2 separate regions of the Homo sapiens genome follow, and region 2 is linked to region 1. The links are chromatin loops, found by intact Hi-C in ENCODE. Cell type or tissue: mammary epithelial cell. All regions are shown on one strand. Each heading gives the region's core, and the rest is flanking DNA. Links, peaks and the distances in the headings are about the cores only. Region 1 has its middle 78 kb from the start of LINC01747. Region 2 overlaps LOC105372568 (a long non-coding RNA gene).

Evidence for each region. A loop is a pair of places that touch in the nucleus more often than their neighbours do. Peaks named below come from ENCODE experiments on the same cell type or tissue, not always from the same donor. Only the 100,000 strongest peaks of a DNase experiment are listed, where the experiment ranks them.
Region 2: a loop joins it to region 1, with 7 times the contacts of the local background. A loop is called at or near these places in 2 of 110 quality-filtered maps.

The regions. Positions count from the first base shown.
Region 1 is chr20:22,755,395-22,770,695 of GRCh38, reverse strand. No RefSeq gene overlaps it. Among named protein-coding and RNA genes, the nearest start is that of LINC01747, 78 kb to the right of the region's middle. In mammary epithelial cell, for the core only: no CTCF peak of the experiment used is centred there; DNase peaks (open chromatin) are centred at 7,105 and 7,965; H3K4me3 peaks cover 309 bases; H3K27ac peaks cover 3,556 bases.
Region 2 is chr20:22,820,022-22,835,322 of GRCh38, reverse strand. LOC105372568 (a long non-coding RNA gene) reads right to left here. Exons shown (of 3, transcript XR_937351.2): 2 at 11,634-11,881; 3 at 10,941-11,138. Among named protein-coding and RNA genes, the nearest start is that of LINC01747, 140 kb to the right of the region's middle. RefSeq lists an enhancer at 12,979-13,479. In mammary epithelial cell, for the core only: no CTCF peak of the experiment used is centred there; a DNase peak (open chromatin) is centred at 8,782; H3K27ac peaks cover 3,139 bases.

The DNA.
Region 1 (15,301 bases), core at 3,647-11,646:
TGGGACTTCCCTGTCCACAGTGCTGCCCCACCCCAGGAGTGAGGAAGCTGGGCCAGAGGTCCACTAACTCCCATTACCCTTGATTAAGTGCACATTCTAGGGATGTCTTTGCTGCCCCACATGAGAACCAAGCACATTCCTGTGCCCAGAGGCAACCCTTGAATGGGGGATTTCACTCACATGCAGTAAAAATGTCTGTAGAGTGCATGGGGCAGTGAGTGCTCAGGGGACACAGGAGGGTGTGTCAGCATAGGCTTGAGGAACCCTGACTCATTCCTACTCTCTATACTCCCTGATGTAGCCATTTTTATTTTTTCTTGTTCTTTATTATGTTGTATGTAGGTAAGTATGCAGGTGTACATGTGTATATGTTTGTGTATGTGTGTGTGTCTGTATTTATGTAAGTGTGTGAATCTGTGTCTGTTGGTGTCTGTCTGTATGTGTGTGTCTGTCTGAATGTGTGTATATATATATTTACATTTGTTGCCACGCTAGTTGATATGGTTTGGATGATTGGCCCCTTCAAATCTCATGCTAAAATATGATCCCCATTGTTGGAGGTGGGGCCTAGTGGGAGGTGTTTAGGTCATGGGGGTGGATCCTTCATGAATGGCTTGGTGCCCTCCCTGCAGTAATGAGCAAGTTCCCTATTAGTTCATGTGGGAGTTAGTTGTTTAAAGAGCCTGGCACCTTCCTCCCTTCTCCCTTTCTCCGTCTCTTGCCATGGGACATGCCTGCTCCTCATTCACCTCCCACCATGAGTAAAGGCTTCTTGAAGTCCTGACCAGAGGCAGATGCAGTTTCTATGCTTTGTGTACAGCAGGCAGAACTGTGAGCCAAATAAACCTCTTTTCTTTATAAATTACCCAGACTTAGGTATTCCTTTATAGCAATGCAAAAAGGACTAACACCATAGTAATCTTGTAAAACTCAACCAAGCAAAATTATTGGACAATCACAGGGTAAGTGGCACCCAGGTGAGTGTGTTCATGACTTTCTAGATGAAGAGTTGTCAAATTTTTCCTCTAAAAGGCCAGATAGTAAATATTTTAGGCTTTACATGCCATGTAGTCCTTGTGGTAACCTCTCTCCTCTGCTGTTGCAGTGGGAAAGCAGCCTGTGGGTTTGTACGTTGCCTGTGACTGCTCATGGATTTGCTGACCATGGTCTAGAGTATGATCTATGCATTCATTCTGTTCTTAATCACCTCCCAAACCCAGCCCTTCTCCATCAAAGTTTTCCCCTAAAAGAAACCACCTTCAGGATCTGAACACCTAAGCTCTAGTTCTTGAAAAGAAAGTCCCATTCAGGTCCCACTAGCATCCTAAAATAGCATAATCTGGCAAAATGCAAGTTCATATTTGTATTTCCCATGCTTCTTCACACACAGATGGACTTTATCTTCAAATATTATTTCAAATATAATCAATTTCTCTCTTTCCCTTAACCTATGGAATCATCATTTTTCACCTTTCCTTTATTGGTTGTTTATCTACAAATGTCACAAGTCTTTATCTTTGCTCTCCTCCCTTTTATCAAACCATTCTCTTCTCTGTACAAATAAAAAACAAGCAAATAAACACGGAACTGACTAAAAAGTGGGCCCTGAGTCAGGCTGTTTACTCAGCATTACTGGGCTCTGTCCCGAGCTGGATGGGGGCCTGATGGAATCTACAAGCTGAAAAGCAAAAACCTCTTTCCCTCTTCCCCTTGTCTCTTGTCTTCCTTCCCCAAGCTTCTTTCTGGGAACGAACAGCTTTCCCTGACCTACTAAGAGGGGCATCCCATACAGACTTTTGCATACCTGGGATTCCTCTCTTCTCTAGCTGAGGCCTGGGGGCCTGAGTTTGTTTTCACAGTTTGGATTCTTACACAACTTGGAGCCAAAAAAAATTCTACTGAGGTTGTACCTGCACAGAAGGACATCACTGTTTTTTTTTTTTTTTTTCCAGCAGCTGGAGGACAGGCAAGTTGTATTTTAAGCCTTTAATCTGAAGTTATGAATTACGAGCTTTTAGGAATGTGATCTTCAAAACACAGCTTATGTTGAGTTTTAAATGAGATTTATGCTAAACCGTGTTTGGGTACCAGACATAGCATATTGATTTGCACACCCCAATCTCTGCATACTTACAGTGGCTGGAAGCAAGAACTCTAGCTCCAAGGCAGCTCCATAAATTGTAAGCTTATTTTCAGAAGGTAGAGACTCATTTGTCCACCTCGCGGACAATGACTAACATAACCCTGTCCCAGGGGAGCTCAAATCCTGAAGCAAGATGGCCAAGAAAATGAGAAGCAGAGTCGGCAATAGCAGCAAAATGTCATGGTGCCATTCATGCCGGCACGAACAGTATTTGCTTTTCTGTCCTCCATTCCCCCTGCCGTCTGGGGTCTTCCTGTGCTTTGGAAATCCATCTGGACAGCTTCATAGCTCATCTCTGCTCCTGCTCCCACTGCCCTTTTTTGTTCTGTCTGAGATAGCTTTGCCACTCACAAATGAAAAGTTTGCTCACAGATTCTCTTATTTGAAGTTTACTGATTAATATAGTTGGAGACTGCACACGGGGTCCCATTGTCATAAATTCCTTAGTCTATCTGGGATTCCTGGTCTGTCATAGATTCCTTAGTCTATCCAGAGCAGGCAAGTCTGGATACCTCTGCTGTTCCTTCAGCACATCACCCCCCAGCGACCTACATGCAGCTCATCGGGACCCTAGGAGAGCTTCCCATATTCACAGAAGCACCATTATGGTTACTTATTGCTATGCAAGGAATATCCTCAAACTTAGCAACTTAAAACAGCTATTTTCTTTTGCTTGTAATTTGCAGGTCAGGGATTTGGGAAGGGTTTGACTGGGAAGTTCTCGCTTAGAATCTCTCAAGTACTCAGGCTTCAGTCCCCTGGAGGCTCCTCGAGGCTGGATGTCCGAGGTGGTTCACCTGGCTGGCAGGTGATGCTGGTTGTTGGCTGGAGCTCATCTGTGGTTGCTGACCAGAGTGCTGCACACCCGCAGGTGCCTCTCCAAAGGGCTGGGCTCCTCGCAGCGTGGAGGTGGCTTCCACACGGAAGTGTCCCAGAGGCATGTCCAAATAGTCAGTGGTCTCAGAAACCAAGGCTGAAGCTTCAGAGTGTATCCCCTGTCCTTGTAAGCTGCTAACCATCATTTACACCACAAGTGACTCAATGAGGCCCACCAGATTTGAGGGGAGGGGACAGAGATCCCCCTTCTCCATGGAGGAATGTCATAGATATGCACCATCTCATCCATGGCATGACCAGTGCCTTACACCAACCTGTTTGCACTGTGGAAGCCAATCTGAGTTGGCCATTCAAGGTACTGGGAAAGACCCCTCCAAGAGCAGGGAGAGGAGGTATCCCTGCCCTCCTGGAGAAAAGGGCTTGGCGTGGTGGAATGAGGAGGTTTGGATCACAAAGATGAAAGCTCAACATGCAGTTCTTCCACTAACTCTCTGTGTGGCCTCAAATGAGTGTTTTAACTGCTCTGACCCCCAGTCTCCTCATCTGTAAAAATAGGGATAATGCCATTCTTGCAGTCTGTTGTGAAAATTAAATGGAGTTAAATAAGATGTTGTATAAAATAAAGCTTCCTACAGACCAGTACCTGGCACATAGTCCTATGTCAGTCACATCATCCTGACAAGTTAGGAGCTATCATCGAACAGGACCTGGGGTGGGACCATGCAACCTCCTGAAAAGCGCTCTGCCTTGTCCAAGTCACAAGCAGAGGAGACAGGACAAGGCAGAGCTCTCTTCCTCTTTGCCTGTCCCGTTCCCCCTCAGTTTCTGTCATTCTCTTTCATTCTTTCCCTGTCCTGAATGTGCCTACTCCTTCCATTTCAAGCTGGCTCATTTGGGATTCCACCTGCTTCCATTGGGAAGCTCCGGGTCACTCCTTCCTCAGTCTTTTCCTGTGGCTTCCAAAGCAGGCTCCTCAAATTTGGCCAGGGCCAAGAGCACATGCCTAGCTAGGGCTTTGCCACCCACCCGGGTTTCAGTTGGTATCTGGTTAGCACACTGTCTCTGGGGTTTTGCTGTCCACATGGGTTTCAGGAGGTGCCTGGTCAATAGCACACCCTCTCTGGGGCTTTGCCATCTCCATAGGTTTCAGGTGGTATCTGGTCACTAGCACACACCTTGCTTGGATGTTGCCATTCACATGGGTTTCAGGTGGTGTCTGGTCAATAGCACATGCTTGGCTGGGGCTTTGCTGTTCATATGGGTTTTGGGTGGTGTCTGGCCAATAGCACACCCTCGCTGGTGCTTTGCCATCTACTTGGATTTCAGGTGGCGTCTGGTCAATAGCACATGCCTGGCTCAGGCTTTGCCGTCCACATGGGATACGGGTGGTGTCTGGCCTTAGGAAGAGAAGAGGCTGGGTGCTCTAATCTTCACTTAGTTCCTGACTTTTGGAGCCACAGCCTGTTTTCCATTGCTCCCCAAGACGAAAGCCACCCCTCCAATGCTAGTATTTTTTTCTCTGGGTGCAACAGCTCTTTCTGCTTCTTTTGAAGAGGAACCGTGACATTATTGTCTTAGAAATTTGGTCCCCAGATTACCTGGATGTATTTCTTAACCACCCAACATGGGTGTCCCAGTTCCAGAGAAATATTATATTTTCTCAGCTCTCTCCCAGATTGAAGACAGAGGGCTTCATTTATCCCACCTCACCAGGACTTGAAACAAACTCTCCCCAACTTTTCCAATCAGTCTTGTTCCCACCACATCATGCCACATCCATGTCCCTTAAAGGGTCTCATGTTCAGTGTAACTGAAGTTTGAGAACAGTGAGTTGTCTGAGACCAAACAAACATGTCATATTTAGGCAGCCTGGGGCCAGGCCTCCTTTTTGAGACATCATTAAGTCCACCATCAAGGCAGAGGCCCTGGACAGCCAGCACCCCAAGAAAGTCAGAGGAAAAGTACATGAACGTTACTGAAACACAATAACTACTTGCATTTCTGCCGCCCCTCCTCCCACCCCAGGCACATGCGAAATCCATTTTCCTTTTTAAAATGATCTGCAACTTACAACATTATTGAACCCAACAGTTCTTTTGTTTCACTTGTATCTTTTTCCAAATATAGTCCTGAGGGCAGAACATCTGTCAACAACTTTTCTACAGCCTAAATCCTTTCCTTAATCATGGCAAATCTTCTCAGGATATTAGCCGGCCTTTCTTTTGCTGTTCTTTCTTTTTTTTTCCTTTTATTTTTAAAATCCATCACTGTTCTCGTTGAACTTAGTTTCTCAGTGCTTGCCTCACCAACTCTGAAAATCATGACCTCTCTGCTGACCTCATCCCTATCTCTGACCACATCGTGGGAGCCTGGGACTGGGACCGAGAATCCACTTTGAACTGTGGTGTCTTCCTCTCATGCTCTGGCAAAGCCCACCCCATGGAGTGCCAACGACTGGGAGCCCCACTGAGAGCTTCCCTCTTGTGCGTCAGGAGAGCACCAGTCAAACAGGAGGCAGCCCGCTCACGCCCGCCTGATATAGTCACGTCCATTTCAAAGATGCTAACCCAAAAGCCCAGGAAGGCTGCATGGCTTCGCCAGGGACAGTGGCTGGAAGTGGCCGTAGCCAGATCTTCACCCATGTCCTATACCAACTCCAAGACAGCATCTCAGCACCTCCTCCTAACCAGCCCTGTGATGGTGGGGGTGGACAGGGAGCGGCTGTGCTTCCTGAGTCACATGTTAAGTTGCCCTCTTGTTCTAACATACACAGTGCCTGATCCAGCCCCTAAACAGAGCCCAGGGCAGCTTCCTTCAGCTTCCACAACACACCGAGCTCTCATGTACTAAAGGGATCTGGGTATCCCTGGTCCTGCGGAGGGCCTGAAACCTCTGAATCAAAGGGGAACTGAGCCCAGAACGTGTACCTCTGAGCCTCCAGCCCCTGCTTCCTGCAGCCTTTCACAGGCACACAGGCAAGCTGGGCACCCAGAGACTGCAAGGTCACAGGACATTGCTCACCCCCACACCTCATCTGATGGTTAAGGGAGGAGCCACCAGGAGGCATGAGTGATGCTGAGTGACACCGGATCACCAGATGAAGACCCAGGCCTCACGCCGTCCAGGTCTGCAAGTGGACAGCAGGTGACCATGGCCCTGAGATCAGAGCAATCATCCTGGACTTGTCAGGAAAGTGAACCCGAGTGGGGCCACCTCATTTGGGAACTTCTGCTCTACAGAGTCATGGTATTAAGATGATGGGTTGGGGCTGGGCACGGTGGCTCACGCTTTTAATCCCAACACTTTGAGAGGCTGAGGTGGGCGGATCATGAGGTCAGGAGATCGAGACCATCCTGGCCAACATGGTGAAACCCTGTCTCAACTAAAAATACAAAAATTAGCTGGGAGTGGTAGTGTGTGCCTGTAGTCCCAGGTACTTGGGATGGTGAGGCAGGAGAATCGCTTGAGGCAGGAGAATCGCTTGAACCTGGGAGGCGGAGGTTGCAGTGAGCTGAGATGGCGTCATTGCACTCCAGCCCGGGTAACAGAGTGAGATTCCATCTAAAAAAAAAAAAAAAAAAAATATATATATATATATATATATATATGATGGGTTGGGTTGGGAGGCACTGCTGACCATCTAAAGGGGGCACTGGTGTCTACAGTCCATCCCAAGGGACATACAGCCTCCTCCTTCTGTTAAGTGGGTACTTCAGGGAGCTGAGGGCTTGGCCCAGGCTCTAGGGGGACCATGAACTATTGGTCAGTTGTCAAAGGGGCATCACAGTCACAGCCTAGTCCTGTGCCCCTGGCTTCATCCCAGAAGGTGTGGGACAGTTCGAGTGGCCTGATTTGCCTTCTCTGATACAATTGTCTTGCTTTTACTGAGCTGAGTTTCTCTCTAGGTTTGCCTCAGCACAGCTCTTAAAATAGCAGCCAGTTAGGTTGGCCAGCCTGGAATTTCCTGGAACCGCCCAGCACGGGGCAGTAGGCACTCAGGCCCTCCCTACCTATCTATCCAGGGGCTGCCTGACCCATGGCTCTTTTCCTGCTTCCGATCCCGTCCCACCCTTTGAATTGGGTCAAGAGGGTTTGGTACTGAGTCTATCCAGGAGAGTCCACCACCACTCCCTTCCCCAACCCAGGGTGTAACAGGATAAAAAGGTATTTGGGGGGTTCCCATGGCAGGCAGGCTGTGGGCACACGGGCGTGGGGCCAGAGATGGGGGCCTGGGCATGACACTGTCTGAGGTTACAGGCTCAGCAGCATTCTCTCCATTTGTGGAATTTTTTCTATTAAATTGCACTTTCTCACTTGTTGGGAATGATTCAGAAATTCTCTCAAAGTTATGCTTTGCCGGTGAACTCTCTGGCATTTGAATAAAGGCACAGAGATCACTCCAGGCACTTCCTGGTGAGTTGAGCTGACACACCCGGCCTCTCCTTGGGATGTGTAGGGGTCTCATCTGGCCACGCTAAGACGTTTATGTTTTTCATGTAGGATTTCTTCTTGCTCACATTGGGGAAACCAGTTCACTTAAAACGAAAGAACCGCTACAACAAAAGACAGACAGACAGAGAGACAGACACAAATAGACAGTGGTGCCAGCCTGAGTGCTGGGTCCTGAGCACAGAGGAATGCAGGGCTCCCAGAATCTGGAGTCTGCCATCTCTCCACTTCCCCTGATTAGGGAGGACAGGGAAAGTCAGAGAATTAGAACAGGACTCTCTGGCACTGATGTCTGTTAACATTAAAGTATGGTGGTCCAACTTGAAGATATTTCTGCTCCCTGCCCCTGTGGGATCAAACCCTTTCCACATGGAACGCTGTCCCCTTGATACACACTCCACATTCTGAGTGTGTCATAAGTGCCCAGCCGGGGGTGACCCCAGGACACAGCTGTGAGCCAGGCAGACCTGCCCAGGCCCTCATGAGGCCTTGTCTTGCCCCACCCTTCCCTGGCCATGTGGCCTCTCTCAGCCTGTGGGGCACACTCTACAGGCCTGGGCCTGTCTATGCCTTCCAGGTGCCTTTGTACATCCACTGACATGTTAGGTGTTGCTTTTATATAATGCAAACTTTGGGCATGATTAATTTGAGGATTTTGGGACCTTCTCTTTGCCTGCAGAAAACATCCATTTCCCTTGGTTAACATTTCTACTTCCCAGGAAATGAAGCTGACACAGACTGCCCCTTCCTGGGGTGGCGGTGGGAGCTCATCTTGCCCCAGTGCTCTGTCTCTCTCTGCCTCTACGTCTCTCTCTCTCTCTGTCTCTGTGTCTCTCTCTGCCTCTGTCTCTATGTCTCTCTCTGTCTCTGTCTCTGTGTCTCTCTCTGTCTCTATGTCTCTCTCTGTCTCTGTCTCTATGTCTCTCTCTCTGTCTCTCTCTGTCTCTGTCTCTCTCTCTCTCTGTCTCTCTCTGTCTCTATGTCTCTCTGTCTCTGTCTCTATGTTTCTCTCTGTCTCTGTGTCTCTCTCTTTCTGTCTCTGTGTGTCTCTCTGTCTCTATATCTCTCTCTCTGTTTCTCCCTATGTCTCCCTCTCTCTGTGTCTCTCTCTGTCTCTATGTCTCTCTCTCTTTCTCTCGGACTCTCTGTCTCTGTTTCTTTGTCTCTGTCTCTCTCTCTTTAACCACTTTATTGAGATACCATTCACCCTCTCAACGTGTACAGTCCTGTGGTTGTTTATGTTTGCAGATAGGTCAGCCCCATCTCTTGCAGCTTTCCTGACCACCCTGACTTCTCACTTTCCCTTTCCCCATCCAGGTGAACTCGGGGCCTGGCACTGTGTCTTGCCCTGTGGTTCCGGTGGGAAATCTGCTACACCAGGAATCAGGAGACCAAACTCCACTACCAACTGCCTGGTGACACTTGAGTTCTCTTGTGCTGCAGTTTGCACTGTCAAATGTGTAAAAGAGTCAAACTGGCTCAGATGAAATCAAATGGGTTAAAGAATGTGAAGATTCTGGCCAGGCACAGTGGCTCATGCCTGTAATCCCAGCACTTTGGGAGGCAGAGGCGGGCGGATCACCTGAGGTCGAGAGTTCGAGACCAGCCTAGACAAAATGGAGAAACCTCGTCTCTACTAAAAATACAAAATTAGCCAGGCATGGTGGTGCCTGCTTATAATCCTAGCTACTCAGGAGGCTGAGGCAGGAGAATCACTTGAACCAACCTGGCAGGCAGAGGTTAGGGTGAGCCGAGATCGCACCATTGCACTCCAAAACTCCATCTTAAAAAAAAAAAAAAAAAAAAAAAAAAAGAATGTGAAGGTTCTTTGAGGCATAGTAAACCTTATACAAACATAATATATATTTTCCTATATTATGTTTTAATATTCAGTCCTGATTATTACAGGGGGTTGGCGATCACCTTTGAGGTAAAAGGAAACAGTGCTCCAAGGCAGCTTCAAGACACAATATGAGAAAAGAATGCAAAATATTTCACTAACATTTGTTTTATAATTAAGAGCTGAAATGATAATACTTTTGATACAACAGGTTAAGTAAAATCTATCAATGAAGTAAATTTTACCATTTTCCCTTTGTTAAATGTGGCTATTAGATATTTTAAAATGGTACATGTGGCTGGGGTCATATTTTTACCAGGTGGCCCTGCGCTAGGGTAACTGTTTTGAACTTGAGACCACAGAGTGAAACCAGCTATGTCCTTTGCCTTCTTTCTTTCCTGCCTCCATGCAAAGTGGCTTCTTTGGCTAAGCATCTGGGGAGGGGAGAGAGGCTGGCATTCCAGCGTGTGTTAGGGTCAGAGGACCTGGTGAACAATGCTCTGACAACACGACATCTTCACAGACACTGCATGAGAGGAAAGCTGCATTTTCTTTGGATGATGCTGCGTCCCAGAGCGAATGCCCCCTGCTTGTGAATTCTTTGAAGTTGAGGCTGGCTGGCCAGGGCAACTGTGACCTTGGCTTTCTAGAAGGTTCTAGAGTACAGCCTCCCTTCAGCTCACCCCTATGGGTGGAAACCATGAAGGAGGCCACCAGCCTTTGGCAGTGGGCTGCCCCTGGATCCCCACTGCTGACTGTGGCCTGTGTGGGCCTCTCTTTCAGCTGCTCTGTCACTGACAGGCCTGGGAGCTCTGCACAACCAGCTGAAACCATGGGACTGGTTATTGACTGAGGCTTATTAATGCTCCTGCTTCCCACCAAGCCAGGGCTTCCCAGATGGGAAAGAACGGCTTGCCAGGGCAGAAGGAGGAGAGTGTGGTGTGGCACCAAGGGGGAGAATGAACTACTTTCGCTTGCTTTGATTCCAGCCAACCCAGTCCCTCTGGGAGTCCTATTCCCAGAGAAAATATTTCTCAGGAAAGGGTTTCTCAGGAAAGACCCATCCGAGACCTCATTCTTGCAGCAGAAGTTCACTGCAGAGCTGCAGGCCTAGCAGTGACAGGGGTACATAGGAAAGCCATTGGTAGGGATTTAAGAGGAGTGGCTAAAGCAAAATCAGTCCTATGAATGGAGCCAACAGCCCTGGTGGTCGCTTGGTGTCCATCTCTCCTCTTTGACCCCAAGAGGTATGTGGAAGATACCAGTATTTCTTCAGCTTTTACATAGCATCACCTCATTTAATCCTTACAACGGAACCATGTAGTGGAGCTGACACTGATGAGCTGAATCCCCTTGTCCCATCCCCTCTCACCATGTTTCCTATATGTAAAGGTTGAAGGTAGCCGTCAGTTGCAGAGAAAGTGTGTGGACCTTCCTAACTTGTCCTTCATGGAAAGTTTACCACTTTCCTTATAGCATGGAGGATGGGGGTCAGCTCTTCCCATATTTGGACGCTCATGGGTCTCCACCTAATATCCTACCACAACTGCCTATTGGGCACCATGTTCACTATTTGGGTGATGGGTTCAATGGAAGCCCAAATTCCAGCATTATACAATACACCCATGTAACACACCTGCACATGCACCCCCTGAATCTAAAAACAAAAACAGAAACCCTCAAGTGTCTGCAGAAAAGCTCTGTAAACTCAAAATGCCAAGCAGGTATGGATGAAAACAAGCTTCAAGCATCTTCGAATTAAAAAAAAAAAAAAAATGAGCTCATGTCCTTTGCAGGGACATAGATGAAGCTGGAAGCCATCATTCTTATCAAATTAACACAGGAACAAAAAACCAAACACCACATATTCTTACTCATAAGTGGGAGTTGAGCAATTACAACACATGAACACAGGGAGGGGAACATCATACACGGGGGCCTGTTGGGGGGTGGGGGGCAAGGGGAGGGAGAGCATTAGGACAAATACCTAATGCATGCAGGGCTTAAAGCCTAGAAGACAGGTTGATAGGTTCAGCAAACTACCATGGCACATGTATACCTATGTAACAAACCTGTACATTCTGCACATGTATCTCAGAACTTAAAGTTAAAATATGTGTATATATATATATATTTTAAATCCTTCCCCAGGGAAATGACCCAGCCCCATGGTGGTGTGACGAGAGGATTCTCAGAGGCTCTGGACCCCAGCCTGACCCTCATTGGCTTTGTAACTTTGGGAAAATCACTTACCCTTCTTAACCTTGAGTTTCCTCATTTGTAAAACTGTCTTTAGGAACCACAACATTTAAAGAATAAACCCATGAGCACTGTGGAAACTCAAGCGTGCTATGTAAATGTAAGCTTTTATTATGCATGGTCAAGTTTTTATGAACTGCGAAAGAAAAATTTGGCTGAACAGCCCTTCCTTGTTCTCAGCCAATTTAAGGAGCCAGGACAACTCACTGCTTTATGAGAAACCACCCTCATCCTTCAACTGGGTTTGAATTTTTCTAACACTTGGACTCATTTTGTTGAGCTCTTCAAGCAGCAGATCAAATTGAGCCTGGAAATAAAGGCTTCGCACCCCTCTGAAATCCCATGTAGCAGCCACACAAAAAACAGGGCTCTGGCCTCTCTGATTGCCCAGAGTGATGACTGTGTTTTCACATTCAAGGGATTTCAGGAGGCTAAAAGGATCTTTGTTTTTTCTGCTTGTGGATCATAACCTGGTCACACAGGGCAGGCATCTGGGCCTGTCCATTCATGAATCTGGTTATACCAACCAAAGCCATCCAGCAAACCTGAGACCTAACCCAGAAGACTGTTCTGCCAGAGGGCTTTGGAGGAGCAGCCTTGTGTCCTTCAGCAGAAAGGTGAGTTGGAAAAGCTGGAAAACAATATCAGAGTCATCAGAGCTTCTCGCCTGAGGCGGGTGTCCGTTGGCATGTGAGCAGTGAGCCCAGGACCACTTGAGATGGGAAAGGCAGAGCTCTCAATCTTTGGCATGGCCTTCTCCACCCATCCTGACCCCCAAGGGGCAGAGAGAGAGGTGGAGGGAACCGAGAAGCAGGAGCAGCCAGCCCCCTCTGCGAAGCTCAGTTCACACCCAGAGCCAACCTGGCTCTGTTGCCTGGGTGGGTCCCAGATCCCTGGGCTCAACCCTTTAAACCCATATACTCCAGAGGTTTACAGATGGGCGGGATTGCTCTTCTTCCAGGGCTTCCCATCTCTCTTTGCACCGTGAGACCGGGCTAATTTTGTTTAGCGGCTTTAAGAAGAGTTGGAAGATGTTCTGCACAATTTTTCAAACTGAAAACTCGACTACAGGGAATTTCTAGAGACCAAACCCCTGCAGGGCCTTAACCACAAGTGATTGACAGCTGCGGGCTGTGGCTCCTCTGGCTGTGAATGGTACCCGAGTTCCTGATCGTCCCTGTGAATGGCAGCAAAGTGAAAACCAGGACATAGAAAAAATAGGTCTGCCCTGGCCACTGCTCCCCTTTGGAATTCTTGGTTCTCTTGTGTCACCTTCAATATATCCATGGAATGTCTAAGTTGTTTCGTTTGGAAAACAAATATAGAAAGAAATGGAATCAAATATTTAGTGAGCAGGAGAGTGGATACTGATAGTCATTGGAGCTAGTCACAAATACTCTGGATTTCCTTCTGGGCACATAGGGAGGTAGAATTTGAACGCCCTTTTTGCATTAGAGAAGACCACGTGCTTCCTTTACTGATTGAAATGTGAGCAGAACATCACATGTCTCTCCTGGTTGGCAGCTTTAAGGACTAGCACATGACTAACTGTGCCTCTTCCCTATCTCCGCAGAAACATCTGTTGAGATGAAGCCTCTGTCCTTCTAAGAGATGAAACCTCTATCAGCTTAGGTCCTTGAGTACCTTATGATGGGCAGAAACCCCCCACCTCATGCTGACCTGTGGTGGACATACATTGTGAGCAAGAAACAGCCTTTGTTGTTTGAAGCCCTGAAATCTTGAGGTGGTCTTCACAGCATGGCCTCACTTGTCTTCCCTGAAACAACAACAAAATACCAAGTACAATACTGTGGGTCCTTCTCATCATGTCTGGACTCCTGGGGAACAAGTAAGGAACCAACACCATCCGAGTGCAGCCGTGGAACTGCCTCCATTCAAACCCAGTCTTATTCTACTCTATGGGCATAAACTTTTGTGGCCCAGAATGATGTGAATTGAATACTAACTTCCCTAGTTCTGAACACTTTTTGTTACTATCTGTGAGTTTTCTGTCTGTTAGTTACTCGAATGACAGAGTCCTCAACTAGTGATTTCTAGGGAGATTTTCCTTTCCTCCCATAAGCTCAGAGAGGATTTCTCCACCACCCCCACCCCTGACACTGGTATCTCCACTTCCAGGGCACTTTGGTATCCATCATCTGGCTTTCTGTTTTCTGAAAGCATTGCTTTCCCTGGCCAGCAGGCTCTGAGTTTTTTCTCATTGTCTGCATGCCTTGCGGCATAGTTAATGCTGATGGTCTTTCAATGAGAAAAGTAACCTCCAGTGTGATGTCTAGCTGAGTACGTACTTTCTTTTAGCATTTGGACATTGTCATTAGGCAGCCCCTGCCCCTCCCACTGCCCTGCCTTCCAACACCTTTTCCCTATGCCTCTCATTATGGCATCAGATAGAGAGGCCCAGAAGAACTCAGATGACTAGCTTCAAGATTCAATTCTATTCAGCAAGGGCACAGGCTTCACCATCAATACATAAAACTCAGTTGTATTTCTAGAAACTTGCAATAGACAATCCAAAAATCAAATTTAAAAAATAATTGCATTTATACTAGTATAAAAATGAATAAAATATTTTGGAATAAATTTCACAAAAGAAGTGCAAAACTTATAATGTAAAAGGAGAATTTAGAATGCTAATGCTACACATAGTCTTAACTCACCTCTTGCCCTGAATGCCTTCTTAAAATAAGAAACCTCATTTTTTTAATGATGGAATTCAGATGTCTTAATTAATCATGCTTCTCCTGTCAGTAAATTGGAAGTTGATAGACAAATACTGTCAAAACTACTTCTATATTGTTGGTGACAGTGGATGGAGCAGGAGATAATTTACTCAGGAAGTTCTTAGCTTTTGCAATTAATAAAAATTACTAGGTTATTTGGAGATGACATAAAGTTAGTTACACCAAAACAATTGTCATTAGTTTTAATGACTACCCTTGGCTTAATCCTTACCTGCAAATCACTCTGATACTGGTCAGACCCCACTCAGATCCCTTATTGGCCAGTGTGCACAGCCTTCAGCTGCCAGGGAAGTCAGCTGTCTCAGCTTCGAGCTACCCCCATTTTGGAAAATTGTCATTGGATCATGGAAGCATCTTAGGAGATTACAGCCCATCCACCCACCCCCAATAAACAGTGACTGGCTCAGGGTACAAAGGCCAGCCCCTCGCAAGGTGAGACTGTGGTGCAGTTTGTTCCAAAGCTCCCCCAGGGATCAGGGTAAAGCCAGACTGCAGCTCGAACCTGCTCCTGTTCAGCTCCTTCCTGTCCCTCTTCCTTCCCTCGCTGCCCTTCTTTGGAGAACCCTGCCCCAACATCACTTGAAGATGGATCCCCATTTGACAAAAACATAAAGGACCTGGGGAAATTGGACCTCTCCTTCATCTGGCCTGAGCTGGTGTGATTTTTCAGGCCCTCCAGCTACCTGTCAGCCCATCTCCTCTGAAGGCCATGTTTACTTGTATAAGCCACTCAGATTTTATGTCTACTCACCTTGAGATCACAGGGAAATGCCAGCATAAATCACCCCAAGTGGATTATTGGCAAGCTCAATCTATCAGTCAAGAAATATTCTAAGTGCCAGTGCACCAGGTACAGGGAAATACCAGGCTGGGCTGTGGCACTTGCTTAGGCATCCTATTTATATGTGAGGGCATGCCTGAACACCTGCAGCTAAGTACATGTCAATCCACCACACAACATATGCACACAGGCACACACAGACGCCCTAATATACATGTACATGCACACGC
Region 2 (15,301 bases), core at 4,567-12,566, 64 kb before region 1:
ATGTCTCTGCCCATGTCTTTATGTGTCTGACAAAGTGCTAGCCACACTGGGAGCTCAACTAGCATTTTCTGAAGGTAGGTAGAATAGAAGAAAGAAAGAACAAAAGGAAGAAAGGGAGAGAGGGAGGGAAGGAAAAATGAAAGGAAGAAAGCAAAGAAGTGGGGAGGGAGGAAGGAAAGAAGAAGGAAGGAAGGAAGAAAGAAAGGAAAGAATGGAGGGAAGAAGGAAGGGAGTAAGAAGGAAAGAAGAAAGGAGGCAAGGAGAGAGGAAAGGAAGGAGGGAAAGAGAGAAAGAAGAGAGGAAGAAAGGAAGGAAAGAATAGAGGGAGGGAGAGAGGGAGGGAGGGAGAGTGTAGGGAGGGAGAGAAGGAGGGAGGGAGAGAGGGATAGAGGGAGAGAGGAAAGGAGAAAGGAATGGAGGAAGAGGAGGGAAAGAAGAAAGAAAGGAAAGAATGGAGGGAAGAAGGAAGGGAGAAAGAAGTAAAAAGGAAGGAGGGAAGGAGAGAAGAAAGGAAGGAAGGGAGGGAGGGAGAGGGAGGAAGGGAGGAAGGAAGGGAGGAAGAAGGAGGGAAGGAAACAGGGAAGGAAGAAAGGAAAGAATGGAGGGAAGAAGGAAGGGAGGAAGAAGGAAAGAAGGAAGAAGAGAAAGAGAGAAGAAAGGGAGGGAAGGAGAGAAGGAAGGAAGGAAGGCAGAGAGGGAGGGAGGGAGGGAGGGAGGACAGGGAAGGAGAGCCATGATATAAAACAGAGTCACAGCATTGTTGGAACAAATGTCATGTGAGAGTTACCATTGAAGGATAAGCAGAATCAGGATGGTGCAAGTGGAATCAAGCTTTCCAAGCAAGGAAGAACCCTGGAGGGAAACCAGGAAAGACACTGCGGGCACCGCAAATGCTGAGATGACCAAGGAAACCCAGTGAGGCGAAGGATAATACAATCTGAGATGAGCTGGACAGGTTGGGCCTTGAGGCCAGACCTCAGAATGGCTGCTGTAGGTAAAAGGAAATACTGCTCAGTGGCAGAGAGGGTTTTTTAGCTGTTACAAATACTATTCATTAAAGACTTTTTAAATAATAGGTTTACGTTTACAGCTAAATTGAGAGGAAGATACAGAGGTTTTCTATGTATCTCCCGCCCCCTCACTCACAGCCTCTGCCATTATCTACGTCCCCCGCCAGAGCAGCGCATTTGCTGTAACTGATAAGCCTATGTTGACACATCACTACCACCCAGTCCACAGGTTACCTTAGGGCTCACTTTCGGTGCTGTAGCATTCTGACAAATGCATAGTGACATGTATCTGCCACTCCAGTATCATACAGAGTTGTTTCACTGCCCTAAAAAATGCTCTGTGCTCCATCATTCATCTTTCTCTCCCTCCCCTAAGTCTCTGGTAACCATTCGTCATTTCACTGTCTCTGTGGTTTTGCCTTTTCCGGAATGTCATATAGCTGGAATTATACAGTATACAGCCTTTTCAGATTGTCTTCTTTCACTTAGTAATATGCATTTAAGTTACTTAAATGTATTTTCACGGCCTGATAGCTCGTTTCTTTTTAGTGCTAAACAATATTCTGTTGTCTGGATGTTCCATAGTTTATTTACCCATTCATCTACTGAAGGACATCTGGGTTGCTTCCAAGTTTGGGCAACTATGAATAAAGCCAAGTTTTGATAACTATGAATAAAAGTCAATATCCACACATCTGCACACAGATATTTGCGTGGATATTAACTTTTCAGCTCCTTTGGGAAAACACTAAAAAGTACAATTGCTGGATCATATGGTTAAAGCATGTTTAATTTTGTAAAAAACTTCCAAGCTGTCTTCCAAGGTGGCTGGACCTTTCTGCCCTCCCCCCAGCAATGAATGAGAGTTTCTGTTGCTACACAGGCTCACCAGAATTTGATATGTTGTCAGTGTTCTGAATTTGAGCCTTTCCAATAAGTATGTAGTAGTATGTCATTGTTTTAATATTTAATTCTTTGCTGACATAGGGTGTTGAAAACCTTTTCATATGCCCATTTGTGTATCATCTTTGTACCTTATTTGGTGAAGTGTTCATTCAGGTCTTCAGCCTACTTTTTATTTGGGTTGTTCGTTTTTTTCTATTGACTTTTAAGAGTTCTTTGTATATTTTGAATAGCAGTTCTTTAAATATTTCTCCCAGTCTGTGGCATGTCTTCACATTCTCTTAACTGTGTGTTTCACAGAGCAGACGTTTTTAATTTTAATGGGGTTCAACTTTTTTCTTTCTTTGTGTTATATCTAAAAAGTAATTGCCATATCCAAGCTCATCGAGATGTTCTCATATGCTGTCTTCTAGGAGTTTTATAGCTTTGCATTTTACATTTATGTCAATAATCCATTTTGAGTTACTTTTTGTAAATGGTGTAAAGTCTGTATCTAGATTCATGGTTTTGCGTGTGGATGTCCAGTTGTTTCAGCACCACTTGTGGAAAAGACTGTTTTTGCTCCATTGTATTGCTTTTGCTTCTTTGTCAAAGGTCAGTTGACAGCATGTATGTGGGTCTATTTCTAGGCTCTGTATTTGGTTCCATTAATCTATTATTTGACTATTCTTTCAACAATACCACACTATCTTTATTACTGTGGCTTTATAGTGGACTTGAAGGAAAGTAGTATCAATTCCCCAGTGTTGTTCTTATCCTTCAATATGTATTGGCTATTCTGTGTCTCTTGCCTCTCCATATAAACTTTATAATTAGTTTTCCAATATTTATAAAATAATTTGCTGGATTTTGATTAGGATTGCATTGGATATATAGTTTAAATTGAGAAGAACTGAAATATTGACAATTTAGTCTATTTATGAACATTCTTTTTTATATTTTTTATTTTTTTATATTTTAATATTTATTTCATCAGAGTTTTGTCATTTTCCTAGTATAGTTCTTGTACATATTTTGTTAGATTTATATCTAAGTACTTCATTTTGAGCGCTAATATAAATGATTTTTTAAAATTTCAAATTCTACTTATTTATTGCTGATATGTATGTAAGAAAGCAATTTACTATGAGAGAACACAAACAAATGGAAAAACATTCTATGCTCATGGATAGGAAGAGTGAATATTGTGAAAATAGTCATACTGCCCAAAGTAATTTATAGATTCAATAGTATCCCCATCAAGCTACCACTGACTTTCTTCACAGAATTAGAAAAAAACTACTTTAAATTTCATATGGAACCAAAAAAGAGCCCATATAGCCAAGACATTCCTAAGCAAAAAGAACAAAGCTGGAGGCATCATGCTACCTGACTTCAAACTACACTACAAGTCTACAGTAACCAAAACAACATGGTACTGGTACCAAAACAGATATATAGACCAATGGAACAGACGCCTCAGAAGTAACACCACACATCTACAACCATCTGATCTTTGACAAACCTGACAAAAACAAGAAATGGGGAAAGGATTCCCTATTTAATAAATGGTATTGGGAAAACTGGCTAACCATATGTGGAAAACTGAAACTGGACCCCTTCCTTACACCTTACACGTAAATTAACTCAAGATGGATTAAAGACTTAAACGTAAGACCTAAAACAAGAAAAACCCTAGAAGAAAACCTAGGCAATACTATTCAGGACATAGGAATGGGCAAAGACTTCATGACTAAAACACCAAAAGCAATGGCAGCAAAAGCCAAAATGCACAAATGGGATCGAATTAAGCTAAAGAGCTACTGCACAGCAAAAGAAACCACCATCAGAGTGAAAAGGCAACCTACAGAATGGGAGAAAATTTTTGCAATCTATTCATCTGACAAAGGACTAATATCCAGAATCTACATAGGACTAATATCCAGAATCTACAAAGAACTTAAGCAAATTTACAAGAAAAAAAACAAACAACCCATCAATAAGTGGGTAAAGGATATGAACAGACACTTCTCAAAAGAAGACATTTATGGGGCCAAAAAACTTATGAAAAAAAGCTCATCATCACTGGTCATTAGAGAGATGCAAATCAAAACCACAATGAGGTACCATCTCACACCAGTTAGAATGGTGATCATTAAAAAGTCAGGAAACAATAGATGCTGGAGAGGATGTGGAGAAATGGGAAACCTTTTACACTGTTGGTGGCAGTGTAAATTAGTTCAACCATTGTGGAAGACAGTGTGGCGATTCCTCAAGGATCTAGAACCAGAAATACCATTTGACCCAGAAATCCCATTACTGGATATATACCCAAAGGACTATAAATCATTCTACTATAAAGACATATGCACACGTATGTTTGTCACAGCACTGTTCCCAGTAGCAAAGACTTGGAGTCAACCCAAATGCCCATCAATGATAGATTGGATAAAGAAAATGTGGCATAAATACACCATGGAATACTATGCAGCTATAAAAAAGGATGAGTTCATGTCCTTTGCAGGGACATGGATTAAGCTGGAAACCGTCATTCTCAGCAAACTAACACAAGAACAGAAAACCAAACACCACATGTTCTCACTCATAAGTGGGAGTTGAATAATGAAAACACATGGACACATTGATGGGAACATCACACACCACAGCCAGCCAGGGGGTTGGAGGCTAGAGGAGGGATAGCATTAGGAGAAATACCTAATGTAGATGATGGGTTGATGGGTACAGCAAATCACGATGACACGTGTATACCTATGTAACAAACCTGCACATTCTGCACATGTATCCCAGTATTAAAGTATTTATTATTAAAGTATAATAAAAAAAGGAAAAAGAAAAAAACCAAAACCTCAGTATAAGAAGCCATCATGGAACTGATGTACTATGTAAGCCAGAGCCACCCTTTGTTGGAACTCACCTGATTTTAATAAACTTTCTTATTGTTAAAAAAAAAATGCAATTTACTTTTACACATCAGCCTTGTATCCTGCAACCTTGGTGTAATCATGTATTAGTATCCAGAATTTTTTTGTTTTGTTTGGGGGAGAATTTTCTAAATAGACAATTACGTCATCTGAAAACAAAGACAATTTTATTTCTTCCTTCCTCATCAGTACACTTTTATTGCTTGTTTTATTGCATTAGCTAAGAATTTCAGTGTGATGCTGAAGAGGAGTGGTTAGAGGGAGCATCCTTGCTTTCTTCCTTATTTTACTGGAAAAGATTCTAGGGTCTCACCATTAAATACAATGTCAACGAAGTGTTTTGGTAGATATTCTTTATTGGGTTGAGAAAGTTCCCCTCTATTCCTAATTTTCTGAGAGTTTACTTTTAATCAAGAATGAGTATACAAATACTTTTGAAAACTAGACAAGAGAAAAAGTTGTAAAAATCTGTTTGTAGAAAAAAAGATGCCATCATCTATGCCAAATATCTACTTAGAAAAATCCTGTTCTTTTGGTTACAGAAAAGAAGTGGAGGACTATCACCCTGCACTCCATCCATACTACAAAGCTCCTAGAGCTGAACTGTGGACTGTGCATTTCTTTGGCCAATCAGAGTGTTTCTTAAAGAAAGCACCACACCAGGGTAAGTGCACTGCGGATGAAGGATCTACATGTGGCCTTGAAGACATTATTTTCTGCTCTCAGAGCAGACATTGTGGTGAACTTAAAGTGTCACCTTTACTTAGCACCAGCATTACAGGGATTCTACAAATAATGAACAATCATTTATAAAAGTGCACAGTACTGGACATAGATGTAAACTCTCTAATGTTGTTAGCCATTATTCCTATAAATGAAGAACAGATGTGTTGAGAGTTAAACAAAGGTTTCTTTGAGGAATGTTGTTGTTGTTGTTCATCACCAGGAGACTATAGACTCTTGTAGAGGGGAGAGAGCGGGAGGAGGGGAAATGGAAATTAGAAGTTGATGGAAACACTTCAGTTCCTGTTGTCAGTGTTACTCCATCTCACAGGGACACACGTCTTTTACGAAGACAACCCTGGAGCATGTGCTATCCAATTTTGTCATAGGGAGGGGGCTGTGTGTGTGTGCCAAAGTTGATGTTCTTGGTATGAGCTTCCCATGCCAAGGGGACAGGGCAGTGTACTGGGCATCAGATTATTATGACCAAAATTTCTTTAAATATTAGTTGGTTAACTATCACTTCAATGATGCCATGTAACAAACCACTCCAAAGGCTTATAACAACAGTCATCAGTTATTTCTCAAGGGTCTCTGCTAACTGAGAGTCAGCTAATCTAGGCTGGGCTGTCTAGGGGCTTGGCTCTGCCCAACATGTCTCTCACCTTTCTCCTGGGATCAGCAGCTAGGCTGGCATGTTCTCATGGCCATGGCAAAGGTTCAGGGAGGAGAGTAGAAATACCTCATTCTATTGTCCCAAGCAAGTCATATAACTACACCCAATGGCAAGAAGTATGGGAAATATGCCCCAATTCAAGTGGGAAGTACATCAAAGTCACATGGCGAAGGCCATAGAGGGTGAAGAACAAGGACAATAATACAATATACCCCAGTCCTTGTGGGAGAGTAAATGGTAGACTGACCTACAAATCAAGCTGCTGAGAGCAAGAGAGAGGAATAACACTCTTCAGGCTCAGAAGGTCTCAGCCCCTTGAAAAGTCTCTACTGAAATCCTAGACATTTAATTCTGGTAGAAGAATCCAGGTATCAAGAGGGCAAAAAACAGACAGCAGGGGATGCCTCGTTCCCCACCAGGTGGAGGTAAAGGGGATCTCAAAAACTAGCAGATAACAGGTTCACATTTCCTCAGGTATGCCGCGGGTTAGTGTTGCCCAGGAACAAAGGTCTACGTGCTGCTTCCTCCAGAGCCACTGATCTCTAGCAGGTGGGTAAATGCTTGATCCAAGACTTCAGTGTGTTGGGGGCGCTAACTTCTGAGATAGGTTTTCTCCTTGGTTGCTCTGCAGTTTGCTAGGGATTTCATTCTGCCTGAGAACAGGAGTTGAGCCATCCCCAGGAGCACTGAGCCCTGACTCCAGATCTCCTCCTACCAATTTCTATATTCAACCAACATTTATAGCACTGTCCGTGTGCCAGGTATAGAAGGTGGGAAGGCAGAGTTCCCTATTAGAGAAGAATGCTAGGAGAAGACTGCTCCCACACAGTGCATGGTACAATCTCAGAGGTGTGTGCACAGGTCAGAGGAGTGAGCAGATAACTGCTGCGGGATTCAAAAGGGTTTCCCAGACAAGGTGAATTGCATCTTGAGAGATGATAGAAGCATTCCAAGGAGATGAGGGAGGGTGCTCTACATACATTCCACAGCATTCCCTGTGCACACAGATAGGGCGTGTCCCCACATGATGTGTTGGGAAAGGTGAGGGCACCTCGATCAGCAGAACATAGAGTGCACAGGCACCAGCCTTCTGCAGATGACTGAGTGGTGGCAGGTCACACAGGGCCCTTATGCTGCAGGATGGGGATCTGGACTGTCTTCTCCAAGCCATGGAAAGTCACTGAAGGAGGATATTGGTAACTATAACTTTTTCAAGCCTAAAACCCAAGGGTGGGCCCTGGCATGCAATGGAGTGAGGAAAGCTGACCTCACATTATCCTAAAACTGGGATTCCACTGTAGCAGGCTGGGTCACTGACTTAAAAACAGGTCCCTGGTTTTTAGGGATAGCAAGGAAGTCCCTGTGACATCATTTCTTTAAGAATCTATATGCAACTTTTCCAAGAACTAAACTTCTGCTTTTCTCCAGGAATGGGGCTGGCTGGGTGCTCTCTGCCAGTGGCTATAATTCTCACTATAACCCTATGAGGCCAATATGATTATTCATAACCATTTTATAGACAAGTAAACTGAGACAGACTGTCAAGTCACTGCTCCCCTGATAAGCAGATCATAATTGCCAGGTTGGGGTAGTCGGGTGGAGACTTGTCCGCAAGTTCAATGCAACCTGCAGAGCCGTCTTCGCTGAAGCTCATGATGGCCACTTCCTCCTCCCACAGGGCTTCCTCCTTGAGGGTCCTAAAGCTTCTTCCAGTCTCCAGAAGCCAGCAGAATTATGCTCTTCTCACCAGAAGGATTATTTCCAATTAACGTTACATTAGAATTAATGCACAATAAAATGCTTATCCATGTTGAAAAGGATACGCTGTACGACAAACCCATTTCTCTGAAGGACCCCAAGGTGTAAAGCATCACCAGCCTTCTGCAAGGGGCTGGTTACTGACTTGGGAAATATGGGACATGTGTGAGAATGTGCTCACTCATCTGGTCTGAGTTGTTAAAAGCTGCCTCCAAGTGTCCTGTAAGAAAGGAGGACTTGTTTACTGAGCCCAGGAGCCCTGGCTCCAGCCGTCCCTGTCCAATGTGGGAGTGGATGGTAGCTCTGACACCTCCATGGGATCCGGGGCCACACCCACCAAGGTTCACTTGGAGGAACAGGCTCATGTCTTCAGAGAGCTCAATGTGCCTGCAGCCTACTTTGCTTGCATCTCTTTCCTCGGTCAAGCCCTTTTCTGAGGGGAGAGCGGAAAGCCAGGGCGTCCCACCTGGCCTGGATGTAAACCACCTTGGAGTGGATGAATGAGGTTTTTCTTCAACCCAAACCATAGGGAGCTCATGGCTTTTGTTCTTATCTCAGCCTCCAGAAAGTTAAAGGAGCATATCTACCTGCTCTGCCTTGGTGGTGAACCTCCACCTCCCATCTCATGTGGCCCAGGAGGGCCCCTCTCTGAGGGACTGTGGCATTTCAGGAAAGGTTAATTGAGCTGAAAATGAGGTGGAATGCTCTTTTCCAGGCTGTACTCACTTGTGCCTCCCACTTGCCAGGACAGGCCCAGAAGGAAACCATAAAATGACTCCATCCTGTCAGAAATTTCAACCGTGGGCTGGAGGTCATTCATTCCTCGTGATTGAAGAATGGCTTTGAGCCTGCTCATAAAGAATCTTAAAAAAATAAAATCCAAGGTCAGGTGCAGTGGCTCATGCCTGTAATCTCAGCATATTGGGAGGCCGAGGCAGGAGGATCACTTGAGGCCAGGAGTTTGAGACCAGCCTAGGCAACATGGTAAAACCCTGTCTCTACCAAAAAATACAAAAATTAGCTGGGCATGATGGTATGCACCTATAGTCCCAGCTACTCGAGAGGCTGAGGTGGGAGGATCACTTGAGCCTGGAGGTCAAGGCTGCAGTGAGCCTTGATCGCTTCACTGCACTCCAGCCTGGGTGACAGAGCAAGACCTTGTCTCAAAAGAAAACAAAAACTCAGCCTCAAACAGCCCCACTGTAGTGCCTTCCAGTGGAAATACTCGCTGATACCCCTCCATTTCCCCTGTACATATGACCCGAACACATCTCTGCTTCTCACATCCACAGTGAGGGCAGACAGCAAGAGGCCCAGGGCCCTGACAGAAACCCTCCCAACATACCCTTTCAATGAGAGCTGTTCTTTCTAGATTTGAACAGAGAACTGAGAATTTAAATGAGAGAAATGTCACCCAGAGTCCTAATTACCTGGTCACAGGTCACAGCAGTCCACGAGAGACAAACAGGAGAGCTGGCTCTTTCTGGGGATCTGGAGGAGGATTTGGCATTTTTGTTCACCATGGTGTGCCTTGCAGAGGCGGAAACTTGGCAACTGTTCTGCCCGGACCGCCCCTGCCTCAGCCTCAGGGCAGAGGACTGGCCTGCTTCCCTACAGATTCCAGAGTGATGGAAGTGATGGAATGGGAGCAGCCAGGATGTAAATGGAGGCTCTTCCCCATCTCTGAGTCTGCTCTGCCCTAAGATGAGCTCACAGAGAAGGACTTGTAGGTGTCCTTTTAACTCAGAGATCTGCCTTTGTCCTCAAGCTTCCATTTGCCTTTGCCACATAGAAAATGTAGGAAGATCATCCTCACTCATAGTCAAATGCACTGTGGTCTTAGTGTGTTCCCAAAGAGTGAAGCCTGAGGCTAGCACTGGGGGCAGGGAATATACTTGAAAGGTGACCCAGGAGCACCCTGAGGGAGTGGAGGAAGGAGACAGAGAAGGGAGGAATGCTAACAAAATAGGGTCGATGAACAGTTAACTGGACAAAGAAAATGTTGTACATATAGAATACGCAATGCTATGCAGCCATAACAAAGAATTGAATCATGTCCTGTGTAGCAACATGGATGCAGCTGGAGGCCATCCAGCTTTGCTCACTAAGTGAACTAATTCAGAAGCAGAATATCGCATATTCTTACTTATAAATGGGAGCTAAAGAATGGGTACACATGGACATAGAAATGGAGAGATAAAACTATGAGGACTCCAAAAGTGGAGAGGCTGGGAAGGAAGTGGGGGTTGAAAAATTACCTTTTGGGTACAATGTTCAATATTTGGTTAATGGATACACTAGAAACCAAACCTCCACCATTACACCTGTAATACCCATGTAACAAACAAGGACGTGTACTCCCTGAATCTAAAATTTAAAAAAAATAAAAATAAAAATAAATAAATAAAATGGGGTGGATGAGCTGCTACTTCCATGGTCACCTGAGGCTACAGAGTGGCTGTGCAGATGCCATGACTTAGAGTTGTCCCACCAAAAGGAGGGGTGAGGAAGTCAGGGTCTCACCCATCCTCATTGTTTGAGCACTGTTACAGGAGGTGGGGGTAGGTCCCCAGTCACTTGTGGCCCATCCACGTGGAGGCCAGAGAACACCTTTGGCATGTACAGGGATGTCTCAGGTTACCTCTGAGAATTTGAGGGATGTGGACAGCGCCAGGCAGCATCCGCTATTTCCTTTCTTTCTGACCTGCAAAGATTCTGCTGCAAGGTTGAACATAGAAATCCAGGTTGCAAAGAATTTAGTCTCCTACCACTAAACCTGTAATCACTGTATACCCAGGTGTCTTAAAGGAGGAAGAGAAAAAAGAAGCATTATAGTTGGCTCAAAGCATATAGTTGGCTCCAAGAGATGTCTGTGTGGACCCAAATCAAGGTCACCCATACCAGTCCCCTCCCATTTCTGTGAGAGCCCCTCAAACTCACCCATTCTTTAAGGTGAAGTTGGGCCCCCTCTTCCACAAAGCCTTGCCAGGCTACACAGCCACAGGGCTCTCTTCTCTCCACTCCCAGGACAGAAATGCAAGCAGGCTTCTGCGTGGGTGTCTGCCCCAAGGGACTGGAAGTGGCTGCTCAGAGTCTGAGGCTGCTTTCTGGCTTGGTGGAAGAAAGCGAAGGGATTGATTCAAGAAGCTACCAGGAAGGAGAAGAACAAAGGCAAAGTATTTCCAGAATACAACTCGACTGGCCTCTTCCTCTCCTTTATCAGGAAGCAGAAGCCTGGGGGAAAAGGACCTACACATAAATGCATTGGGCAGCTACAGGAGAAGAGATGCATGTGGTGCAGTGGCTTTGAGGCTGGAGGTATTGCTGTGCCGTAGGCAGGCACCACCTGGCCCAGCCCAGCACCGAAGTGTCTTCAACACATATTGCTGGAACTGAATTGTGTTTCATGGATTTGAACTGAGGAGGTGGATGAGCCAGGGAGGAAGAGGAAGGGCTCGAGGGATGAAGCCCAATGAGCTTACATTTTAGGCTCAAGCTGACCTCAAATCTAAGGCCTATGTAAAAAGGGCTGGTGATTCAGACTAATATTTTTACCCATTGACTTATTCTCCAGCCCCCTCACAGCAATGCAAACCAGATTTGCACCAACTCCTTGATTGCTTCAGAGGTCACGTTACTTACGATGCACGGCTCTGAGGGTTTCTCTGTGATCTTAGCTCCCTGTGGTGCTGGGGTTCTGATGACTGTCAGCTCTCAGACCTGGGCCGCCCTGGGGGCTGTCAAGTCACGCTTACTGAAGGCCTGATATTCTTCCATGTTGGAAAATACATTCTTAATTATCATTCAGAATGATCCTTGTTGCTGGGAATGGCAGGTAGGCTCTGGGATCCCACTTTTGCTGATGACATGGGTCTTCACACCCAAGCAGCCTGAATGGAGGGACAAAGGCAAGAAAAAGAGAACACTTCTCTGAGTAGAGAGAGAAAGGGGAGAAAAGGCTGCTGTTGCTTTAACAAACATGAATCGCAGAACAGCAGGCCTGCCAACAAATGTGGTTCCTATTGATCTATCAAAACAGAACTAGCATCTTGAGATTTAAATAAGACACATGCTTAATAGGGCAGCTTCTTTTGGCAAAGGGAGTGAGGATTTGCCTGTGATGCACATTTAAAAACAGCCCGCCCAAACTGAGGGTCGCGCTACGAACCTAACCTGGAGTGGTCAAATGTCCGGGCCATGGAATATAAAGGAAGGTAGGGGTTCTCCAGGTGAAGGGAGGCCAGGGAGAGGTCAGCAAAGTGCAACATGACCTTGCGGCTTCTTTCGCCTCCACCAGGGACTTTACTGGTGCAGTCAGTGAAATCTGAATAAGGTCTGTAGATTAGATAATAGGTTTGTATTGGCCTTAATTTTCTGATTTTGATAATTTTTGTAGTTAAGTGAGAGAATGTTCTTGTTTTTACACACACTGAAGTCTTTAGGCGTAAAGGGGAGGAAAGAGAGAGAGAGCAGAGAGTAAAAATGCTCACATTTGGGGTCTCCAAGTGAAAGGTATCTGGGAACTCTCTGTGTTCTTCCTGTAACTGTTCTGTAAGTCTGGGCGGCTGGTGGCCTTGCCCTCTTCTTGACCTGAGACCAGCTCTGGATACAGAGACCCACATTTTTTTTTTCATCCCTTTGAATTTTACCTGCCTGGTCCTGGGCCTGCTCTAGTCAGGGTCTCTGAGAGGACCTGGCATAGCCCTGGCCTATGGCCCCCAACCTCATGTCCCCTTCGATTAGGACACCTTGATATATGCCCCCGTTGTCCTGGTCTCCCCTAGCCCACCTGCCTGTGTTTCTGCTGGCTGCCCACATGCCACCTACTTGCATAAAAGAATAGCTCCCTTCTCCCCCTTCCTCACCCCTGCCCCATGTCATTGTGAGACTGCTAGTGGAGCCCCTCCCTTCCTCACTGGGCCCAGGATGTCCGGCCACACTGGGTCTGTCCCACGCCCTGCCAGCGCCCATCCTTCCTGGGAGCCTTCAGTGCTGCTGACCAGAACTCCACTTGGGCTTCCAGCAGGCTGGTAGCCGCCTGTTGGAATGGTGGGGCCAGGCCACAGGGCAGACATGGACCCACCATGGCGGGCTGTAACTCCAATGAGCCTAATGAAATCTCATGCTTCATGAATCAGAAAGCTTTCTCCCATGCCCCGGGCTCCTGGGCTGTCTGCAGCCGGCAGCCTCCTGGTTCTGGTACTGTGGGAGTTTTAGCCTTTAGACCTAACCTTGCTTGCCAGAGGGAAAATTTCCAGCCTCCAGGGATCAGTGAAGTCAAACTCACATTGTCTATATCATGCAATCTAGTCTTTTCTTTCCCTCCAAGCAGATGTGGGTCAGTCCAGGGTGGGAAATACCCCAGCAAATATGTCAGGGCTCAGAGTTTCTGAGAAGGCTTCTCCCACGCCTGTGGCTGTCCTACTTGCTTCTGGGGGAAGCAGCCTGCAGCACATGGTCTCTCTTGCCCCACAGGCACACGGGCCCTTTCCTGAGGTGGAAGGGGCCAGAAGCAGCTGTGTGTATGGGGCTGTTCTGCCTAGGAGGCTATGCATTTTAAACTTTCTACATTAGCTCCAAATGAGGCCATGCAGGTCACTGTAAAAACCTCACATGTGTGCAAAGTAAATATTTAAAATATGCCACCCATTTTATAGCCTCATTTTGTTCATTTTCAAATGCGTTTGGAACCTGTGAAATGGAAACAGCCACAGCCTTGCTCATCCTCTGAGAGCCTCAGAAATGTCCACATGCACATGCGTGCAACATGCCCATGCACACAGACACAGGCCTCAGGCACAAACAGGCATTCACACTCACACACCCATGCACAGCTCTTCTTGATTAGCTTCAGGGTGTTCTTATTCTCCCATGGAAATGTAAACTGATACCAACTGTTCCTCTTACCACCCCCTTTAGTTAAGAGACTCCTGGGAAGGACGTTTCTGCTATTCCCTGCCTGATTAGAAGCCCACAGACCAACATTTTTTTTTAAGTGTGTGAACGTTCAAACGGCCTGCAGGCAAACATTCTCTTCTTTCAGCACTACAAAAGACACCATTAAATTGTGTGCATCAGAGTTCGCTGTAATCTAGAAAGCTCAGTACAGCCATGTCAGTCAGTCTCTGCTGTCAAGGCCAGCTATCCAGCAAGGGGCAAAAGGCTTTCAAAAGAATATGCCTGTAACTGCAACCTCTGGACTTGCCGATCTGTTACCCTGGGAGGAGGTGAGAGACTTCAATGTAGCCCTCCATAGTGTGTGGGTGGGGGCTAGCCTTGGGGGCTGCGGGTCATCAGCTCACACATGGTGAGAGTCTCCTTCGAGGAAGGACTGGCCATCCAGCCACAGGAGTGTGGTCAGCAGGGGCTTCCGCCAACTGCTCCTTCAATTCTGGCTCCACTGCACAGAACCTCCTCACATGAGGCCAGGCACAGTGGCTCACGCCTGTAATCCTAACATTTTGGGAGGCCGAGGCAGGCGGATTGCCTGAGCTCAGGAGTTCGAGACCAGCCTGGGCAACATGGTGAAACTCTGTCTCTACTAAAAAAAATACAAAAAATTAGCCGGGTGTGGTGGCGTGCACCTGTAGTCCCAGCTACTCAGGAGGCTGAGGCAGGAGAATGGCCTGAACCCGGGAGGTGGAGCTTGCAGTGAGCCAAGACCGCACCACTGCATTCCAGCCTGGGCTAAAGAGCAAGACTTCGTCTCAAAAAGAAAGAAAACAAAGAACCTCCTTGCTTGCATGAGGCAGCCTGCTGCTGGTGACAGGGCCAAGCAGGTATGAAGGCTACCACTGGGGCTACTGGGCCAGCAGATTGGAGGCAAAAAGTTAATGTGACTGTGACAGTGTTGATAAGCATGGATTGGTAAATCTAGTTTATTTACTGAAAAGAATAAAATAATAATAATAGAGTCACTCATAACCCTACTTCCAGGGATAAAAATTATAGTGTATCTATATATTTCTTTCCAGTTTTTTTCATGCCTATGTCTACACAGCTATAGCCTGGACATTTTTTCACAAATGTGAAATGATATGCCCCATCCATAGATTTGAATCTCGCTTTTACCCCTTGACATTCTAATGAGCATTTTCCCATGACGAGATGAAGATTTCTCATCACAGCTAAATTCTGATCCAAACAGCAATGAAAAAAAAGACTGGTCTTTCCAAATTACTTTCATGTATAGCCTTTATTTCTTGGCCCTGTTTCATAACCATGGTATAACTAGATTCCACCACTATGGAATGGAAGGAAGGACAGGGCCCTGGGGGCAAGGCAGGCACCAGGAACCCCCACCCCTTCCT